Regions from separate parts of the Homo sapiens genome. Here all the other regions are linked to region 3. Evidence: read pairs that join two places in POLR2A ChIA-PET (ENCODE). Cell type or tissue: OCI-LY7. All regions are shown on one strand.

Evidence for each region. ChIA-PET counts read pairs that join two places held together with the same protein. Peaks named below come from ENCODE experiments on the same cell type or tissue, not always from the same donor. Only the 100,000 strongest peaks of a DNase experiment are listed, where the experiment ranks them.
Region 1: POLR2A ChIA-PET joins it to region 3 with 65 read pairs; 7 of 35 experiments call an interaction of 5 or more read pairs at or near these places.
Region 2: POLR2A ChIA-PET joins it to region 3 with 30 read pairs; 5 of 35 experiments call an interaction of 5 or more read pairs at or near these places.

The regions. Positions count from the first base shown.
Region 1 is chr5:173,744,107-173,746,606 of GRCh38, forward strand. It overlaps LINC01484 (long intergenic non-protein coding RNA 1484), which reads right to left and starts at 2,103. Exons shown (of 3, transcript NR_108027.1): 1 at 1,914-2,103. RefSeq lists an enhancer at 56-225. In OCI-LY7, no CTCF peak of the experiment used is centred here; DNase peaks (open chromatin) are centred at 525, 1,265 and 2,085; H3K4me3 peaks cover 2,260 bases; H3K27ac peaks cover 2,500 bases.
Region 2 is chr5:173,732,615-173,735,114 of GRCh38, forward strand. All of the region lies in intron 1 of LINC01484 (long intergenic non-protein coding RNA 1484), which reads right to left. Among named protein-coding and RNA genes, the nearest start is that of LINC01484, 12 kb to the right of the region's middle. RefSeq lists an enhancer at 1,325-1,434 and a silencer at 1,865-1,924. In OCI-LY7, CTCF peaks have their summits at 1,124 and 1,329; DNase peaks (open chromatin) are centred at 977, 1,507, 1,767 and 2,297; H3K4me3 peaks cover 1,972 bases; H3K27ac peaks cover 2,413 bases.
Region 3 is chr5:173,819,729-173,822,228 of GRCh38, forward strand. No RefSeq gene overlaps it. Among named protein-coding and RNA genes, the nearest start is that of LINC01485, 30 kb to the left of the region's middle. In OCI-LY7, no CTCF peak of the experiment used is centred here; a DNase peak (open chromatin) is centred at 1,563; H3K4me3 peaks cover 2,170 bases; H3K27ac peaks cover 2,500 bases.

The DNA of each region.
Region 1 (2,500 bases), 76 kb before region 3:
TGATGCTTGTGAAGTCTCTTAGCAACTTTGCCTGCCATGAAATCGGTGCTTGATATTTTTAGATGTTGAGCATAATTCTGAAACTTTCAGTTGTCCTCCCAGAACCTACTCCTGCTCTGGCCCTGGCTAGGGCCCTAACTTCCCCTAAGGAGACAGCCCCTTCCTGCAGTGCTTACACCCAGCAGAGACCCTCAGGGAGGCAACTCTCTCCTTTCAACCGGCCCCAAGGAACCAGGGCCCTGAGGTGCTGTTCCCAGCAAAGAGGAAACTCAACCCAGGTTCAAATCCTTTTTTTTTTTTTTTCTGCCACTTCCCAGCTGGGTGGCATTGGGGGAGTTACTCCACCACTCCGAGCCTTGGTTTCCCCCTTTGTAGAATACCCACAGTGAGCCCTAGCCCAGGATGCTGGCCCAGGAGTGTGCTCATGGCTGGGCACGTAGCAGGTACTGGATAAACAGCTTCAGTGCACTGCCCTCTCAGCCAGGACCAGACCCCAGACTTGGTGGACCCTGGGGCTCATACAGTGTGTAGCGCCTCTTTAAGAAGGAGCCTCTGAACTTACAAACATACAATAGGGCTTCTGATGGGGCCTATGCCGGGGAGGCATCCTGAGGCCTGAATTCCATTCGCTTCTGCTTTCTGCTCTCAATCCCTCCTCCTCCGTAATGACCGGGCCAAACGTGTTTCAGAAACGTCCCTCCCAACTTGCCTGAATAAGCCCCAGGAGCCTGAGATTTTTACGAAATTGTCAGAGGCAGTGACCATCTTAGTCTCCCAGCAGGATCCAAGCTCCCTTGGTAAGTGAGCAAGACTTTTGATGGAACAAAAGCAAAATCTCTATCTGATGAGATTAGCTCCTTGGAAAAGAGCACACAGTTCATCTCTACCTTGCTTGGACAGTAGAGCTGCCAGATTAAAACAGCAACAACAACAGCTATATACATATGGATTCAATTTAATTTGAATTCCAGATAATGAATAATTCTTTAGTATAAGTATATACCAAATATTGCATGAGACATTTAACTGGATGTCCTGAATTTTATCTGGCAGCCCTGTCTGTCAGAGACACAGCAACATGGCTATTCAAATTCAGGATGTGTTTTGCAGAAGTGTTCCTGCTTTGAGAAGCAGCTGGGGGCCCTTGAACTTCAGCAGAATAACCAGTGGCAGAGGAAGGGATATGGGAAGCTGCCCCCGGGCAGGTTGGTGACGCTTTTAACAGCTGCACCCAGAGCCAGGTGGTCAGGGCCTGAACTGTAGCCTAAAATGAGCCTTGCAGCCACCCCCAGAGCAGGTGTTGGCACACCCATTTCTGCAGATGTGAAAGCCAGAGCGCAGCAAGAAAGGAACACCTTGTGAGCACCTACTATATGCTGGCATCTTACACGCATTAGCTCATAGCTAAGAGTGGGCAGATTTTGTAGCTGTTGCTATTAATGTAATGCAAGCATCAGAGAAGCATTATATGAAAAATAAGTCTTCTTCCCCACATTTGAGAGCGCTCAACCTCTTAAACCTCTCAGCGATTCCTCAGCCTCAGCACTATTGACATCTTGGGCCAAACTTTTTTCTTTTTTTTGTCGTGGGCTGACCTGTGCACTGTAGAATGTTTAGAAGCATTCCTGGCCTCTAGCCACTCAATGCCAGTGGCACCCCCCTCCCCGCCCCGTGACAACCAAGAAAATGACTCCAGACATTGCCAAATGTCCCGTAGGAGGCAAAAATCGCCCCTGCAAAACCACTGCTCTAGAATAATCACTGTTAATCATTTTGTGAAAGGGAAATAAATCTTGGGACCCCAAAATCACTAGGCCAAAGGGAAAAGTCAAGCTGGAAACCATGTTGGGCAAACCCACCACCCATTTCCTTCCTGAAGAAGATAGCTACAAAGATTTTTAAAAGCTACTTACCTTCCTCACAATTTTCCCACAAGGAAATTCCTTGTGGGCCTCAAGATCTTCACCCTAAATTAGTTCTGTTGAATTTCACCCTGGCAATGTAAACCAACAGCTGATCTTCACAGATGTGGGACAGAAAGTCATCCCTCTGCTCACCTGAAGCAAATGCCTATCCGATTGCTTCCTCTGCCCTATTGTTTATGTAAAAATGCTGATTCACTGAGCCAGACTAAGGCATAAGTGACTATTCTTCTACGCCCCCGCCCCCCACCACCGCATGTAAATTGTGTATTCAGTGAAAGGCTGATTAAAGACTCAAAAGAATGCGACTATTTGTCTCTTGTCTACCTATGACCTGGAAACCACCCCCTCCACCTTTCTGGACCAAACCAATGTACATCTTACACATATTGATTGATGTTTCATGTCTTCCTAAAACATATAAAAGCAAGCTGTATCTCAACTACCTTGGGGCCAAACAATTTTTGGCCTCAGGACCTCCTGAGGCTATGTCATGGGTGCGTCCTTAACCTTGGCAAAGTAAACTTTCTAAACTGATTAAGACTGTCTCAGATACTTTGGGTTCACACTTCCTTGAG
Region 2 (2,500 bases), 87 kb before region 3:
TGCAGTGGTGCAATCTTGGCTTACTGCAACCTCTGCCTCCAGAGTAGCTGGGATTACAGGCACGCACCACCACACCCAGCTAATTTTTGTATTTTTCGTAGACTGGGGTTTCAGCATGTTGGCCAGGCTGGTCTCAAACTCCTGACCTCAGGTGATCCACCCACCTCGGCTTCCCAAAGTGCTGGGATTACAGGCGTGAGCCACTGCGCCCAGCCTGAATTTTTTAAATCTGTGAAGCCCTCCTTCCCATGAAGCCCTCTCCGATCTGGGTTCCAGGGACTTTCATCTCACTGATAACCAGGTCCCGTCTGTCTTTTCATCTCCTTAGCTCCTCGTCCCAGCATCTGCACCAGAGCCTGAGAGGTCACAGTTGCTTATAGCATTTATGTGTAAAGGGAACAGTAGTTACTGTACTCTCTAACCCAACACGGGGAAGTGTAGCTAACGTTTCTTTCAGGCCTGAATTTGGGGTAGTCCTGTGCCTTTTTTCTGCATTCTTCGTTAATCAAGGAGGTAGGAAATTTGACCACCCTTCCTTATCAGCTCCCCACAGCTCCCTGGCATAATTTTCTGCTCATGGCTCTCACTTTGCAAACATGTTCGTTGTCATAGAAAATTCAGAGGTGAGTTGGAAGTTGGTGCTGCCTGGTTACCATGGCAATGCCAGCTGCTTCTGCCTCCACAGTGAGGCAAGAGTGGCCATGGAGCTGACCAGATGGAGTCGGAGCCTCTGAGAACAAAATATCTGGGGCCCATCCCAGTCTCCTCTAATGCCAACCTTCTCCTGGCCCTCAAGACTACCCTGTTTTCCCAGGGGTGCCATCCTGCAGCCAACCTGCTGGTACAATGGATGGAGCCCCCTCCGTGGAGGTGGAGGCCTGCGCTGCCCTTGCCAGCCACTCCTGAGGCAGTGGTGACCTGCTAGGTGACACTCAAAGTCACTAGTGAGTTGCTTCCTGTACCCGCCTTCAAGATGCTGGCCGAGAGCCCCACCCGGTGGGCCTGTGTTTCCTTAGTGACTGTCAGCAGAAATTTCCCATTGTGGAAAGAGCTATCTTGGAGCTAATGTAACAACGTCTTTTCTTATTTGTGGATGATGAAAGAAAATGACTCCCAGGGACCATGTTCCTGAAAAAGAGGAAAAGGTCAACAGCTTCAGCGTCTTCAGGGCCTTTGCCACTCCAGGCTGCATGCAGGTGGCGCATGGCGAGGTTGCTAAATGGCTGGTGTAGCACTTCAGGGGACACTTGGATCAGCTCGTTTGATCTTTACCAGCATCCTGTGAAATAGATAGGACCACTATGCCCACTTCATAAATGAGGAAGCTGAGGCTTGGCGAGGGCCAAGAAGGTGGTGCCAAGGCGGCACTGCTGGCAGGCGCCGGAGCCGGGCTTGGGAGGGAAGAAGCATCACGGCAGGGCCTGAGGTCTTACACGGCTCCACAGCTCTGCTGTGAACAAGTGTGAGGGTGGAGATCTTCCCCAATTTACATAAACTGAGGCTCTGGTGGCAAAGCCAGGATGTGACACCTGTTCTGTCGTGTCCCAGACTTTGCTCAGCTGTATCAGACACAGGGCTGTCCTGTTATGCGTGGGCATTTTGCAAGCAGGAAACCCCCTCCTGAGTTCCCAAGCACGGCCAAAACATGATACGAGGGGTCCCACAGGGTGGGGAGACCCAGATTCCAGCCAGAGCTTGGAGTGGAGGTCGTGACATGAGCGCGGAAGAGGCAGCTGCATCCACACACCCGGGCAGGCCCCGAGGTGAATCAGAAGAGAAGCAGGTGACGCTGAGAGGGGCTGAGAATGCTTACCCTGCTGTGGTGGCAGCTTTTTCTGTGCCATGAGGGCCCCAGCAGTTGCTCAAGGACTTTTGTCATAGCTCCTCGGCCCACACAGCTGCATCCAAGCCCCTGCCCACCGCAATCCCTTCCAAATAAGGACCCGAGGCCCAGCTGAAAAAGCATGGCTCTCTTCCCAAAGAACCACCTGGATGTTCTGGGGAGGCAGGTGTGTGGGGGAGAAGTTTTCCGAGGATTGTCAGAGGGAGGTGATCTGAGACATAGCCTGGCATGGGGGCCTAGAGGCGGTTCACTTCCCTAGGGATTTATACCCCAAAGAAACGCAAAGGTGCGCAAAGAAAGAAAGGTAAAGTCAGGAGCCCAAATTTGTACCCCTGATGTTCCCAGGTTACTCAGGTTTCTGATGTCACTCTGTGCTTTAATATCCAAAATGATGCCTCACGTTCCTGTCTCACTCACATATTTTTTTTGGTGGTGGGGGCGCGCACCTGGTTGGGCCACAGCCAAGCCTGTTTCTTCCTGTTCCTCATGGTCTCTCTCAGCTCCAGAATGGAACCGCCTCTTCCTTTATTTCCCCCGGGAAGAAAACAGGCTTTTAGTTTCCCTCACACCTTAGTCGGAAGCCCACGTCACCATTCTCAGGTGCATGAGCTTTGAGAAATTTGCTTCACTTCTGGGAGCCTCCATTTTCTCCTCTAC
Region 3 (2,500 bases):
GGCATGGGCCCTGGGGAGGGCCTTGTTCTGAGTCAAAATGTGGCAGGAGGCATCACATGGAGAGAGGGCAAGAGACTGCGTGTATGTTCAGGTCTCTCTTCCTCTTCTTATAAAGCCACCAGTCCCATCATGGGGGCCCCACCCTAATGACCTTATCTAGTCCTAGTTTCCTCCCAAAAGCCCCGTCTCTAATCAACATATGAATTTAGGGATTAAGTTTCCAGCACATGAAATTTGGAAGACACATTCAAACTATAGCACCCAGCAAAAATAAAAGAAAGAAAGAAAACCTGTCTATAACAACACTTTCCCCACAGCTTCATCCTGCCTTGAACACAGATGTGATGTCTGGTTCTATGAGGGCATCTTGTGATTCTGAGAGACAAGCATGAGGGGAGAGGCCAAGGGAATCAGAGTTACTGGCCCCGGCATTAACAAGCTGCTGAACCAAGGCTATCGTCTGTTCATTCTGGACTTTTTGTTATAAATAAGAATAAACTACTGGGCCTTGTTTTTAGTTACTTGCATCCAAAGGCATTTCTAACAGATATAATGTTTATCTATCTCCAAGGAGCAGAGAAGTCCCAGTGGACTTCCAGGTTGCATGTATATTCTGACCTACAAAACTGTCATATAGAATCACTTCCAGTTTCCCAAAGTGTCACAACATCCATACCCCTAAAAAGTGGGTCCAGGAAAATCATTCCACTTTGCACCATTAGAACTCAGCTGACAAATAAAGTGAGGCCAAGTTATTATCTAAAGCAATAAAATAAAATTTCTGCTTCCAGAGCAATCAATGAGGAAGAAATGGTTACATGAGAAAGGGGAGGGGTTGAGTCATAACCAATACTATCCCGAAAAATCCAAGCACATGTGTTTCCCACTAAGAAATTACCACTATGACTGCCAAATTTCCAATTATTCAATTGACCCCAATTCATCTTAATCCGGACTGTTCTTGGTTTGTTTTGCCTTCCCAAGACCCAAATTAACTATTCTATAAGCTTCTTATGAGTAACGACCAAGTCCTAGTTATCTTTGCAGCTCCAGTGCCTAATATGGGACCTGGCACAGATTAGGAGCTCAATCCAGAATAAATGAATGAACGAATGAGAGATTAGGACAGAATATTTCCAAGCCAAAGACTTCAAGCCATCAGTTGGGCTGAAGTAGAAAAAGAAGCTGCATAGCCAAACAGTTGCAACCATGGGTGCTCCAGTAAAGATAACTCAATTCAAATCCTGTGTCTGCACTGTCATACACCAGCTGTGGGGTCTGTTCGAACCACTGGCCTCCACACCTCAGTTTCCCTTCTGTAACATGGGGCAAGTTATGGCACCCTCATCAGACTGGCTATGAGGGTCATAGTCATTTAGTAAGTGTTCACAGAAAGCACTCAGTGAAAGGCAGGTGGTGGTGGTGTTATTATCACAGTATTTCTATTCTGTGTAGACAGCATCAGGATCACAGGGAGGGCTCGTCAAACACAGAGCTCTGGGCCCCACCCCCAGAGTTTCTGATTCAGTAGGTCTAGGGTGGGGCCTGAGAATTTGCATTTCTAACAGGAACCAGGTGATGCTGCTGTTACTATTCTGGGAACTGCACTTTGAAAACCACTGGCCTAACTTATTGCTGTGAGGTCACAGGCAGGCTGTGCTCGACAGAAGGCAGAAAAGGAGAGTAAAGAGAAGGAAGAAAGGTAACACACACACACACACACACACACACACACACACACACACAAACTCAGAATTTCCAGCACAGAGCTTCCCGGCCTGTGCTACCATGGCTAGATACATGTGCGCCCAGAAATGGATCCCTCATCCCTCAGCAGACGCCTGAAGGTAGTTGTACATGCTGTGCACAAAACGAGGGCATCCAGCTTCAGCTTCAAGAGTAGTGGGACTGAAATCCCCAGACAGGATGCCTTTTCCTAATATGCATAAAGCCTCTGAATGTCCAGCCCTTAAGGGGGGTTTCTTTTGGAACAGTGAAGAAAGTGGGGCGATGGGAACTTGGGGCATCTGGCCTGTTGCCTCTGGCCCCTAACAGGCTCGACTATTTACCCTGGGACACCATACAAGTATGGTCATTTCCTAGATGTACTCTGACCTAAAAAATTTGGTGAATTGCACAGTCCAGTACTGCAGCCACTAGGAACATGCAGCTACTCCAATTTGAGATGGCCCATAAGTTTAAGATATATGCCAGATTGCTAAAATTTAGAACAAAAACAAGAAACTCACTCCTAATTTGTTTTCTGTTGATTACATGTTGAAATGTCAATATTTTACATATATTTAATATGCTACTAAAGGGATTTTACCAGTTTCTTTTTACTTTTTTTTTTTTTTTTGAGATGGAGTCTTGCTCTGTTGCTCAGGCTGGAGTGCAATAGTGTGATCTCGGCTCACTGCAACCTCCGCCTCCCGGGTTCAAGCAATCCTCTTGCCTCATCCTCCTGAGTAGCTGAGATTACAGGCGCGTGCCACCATGC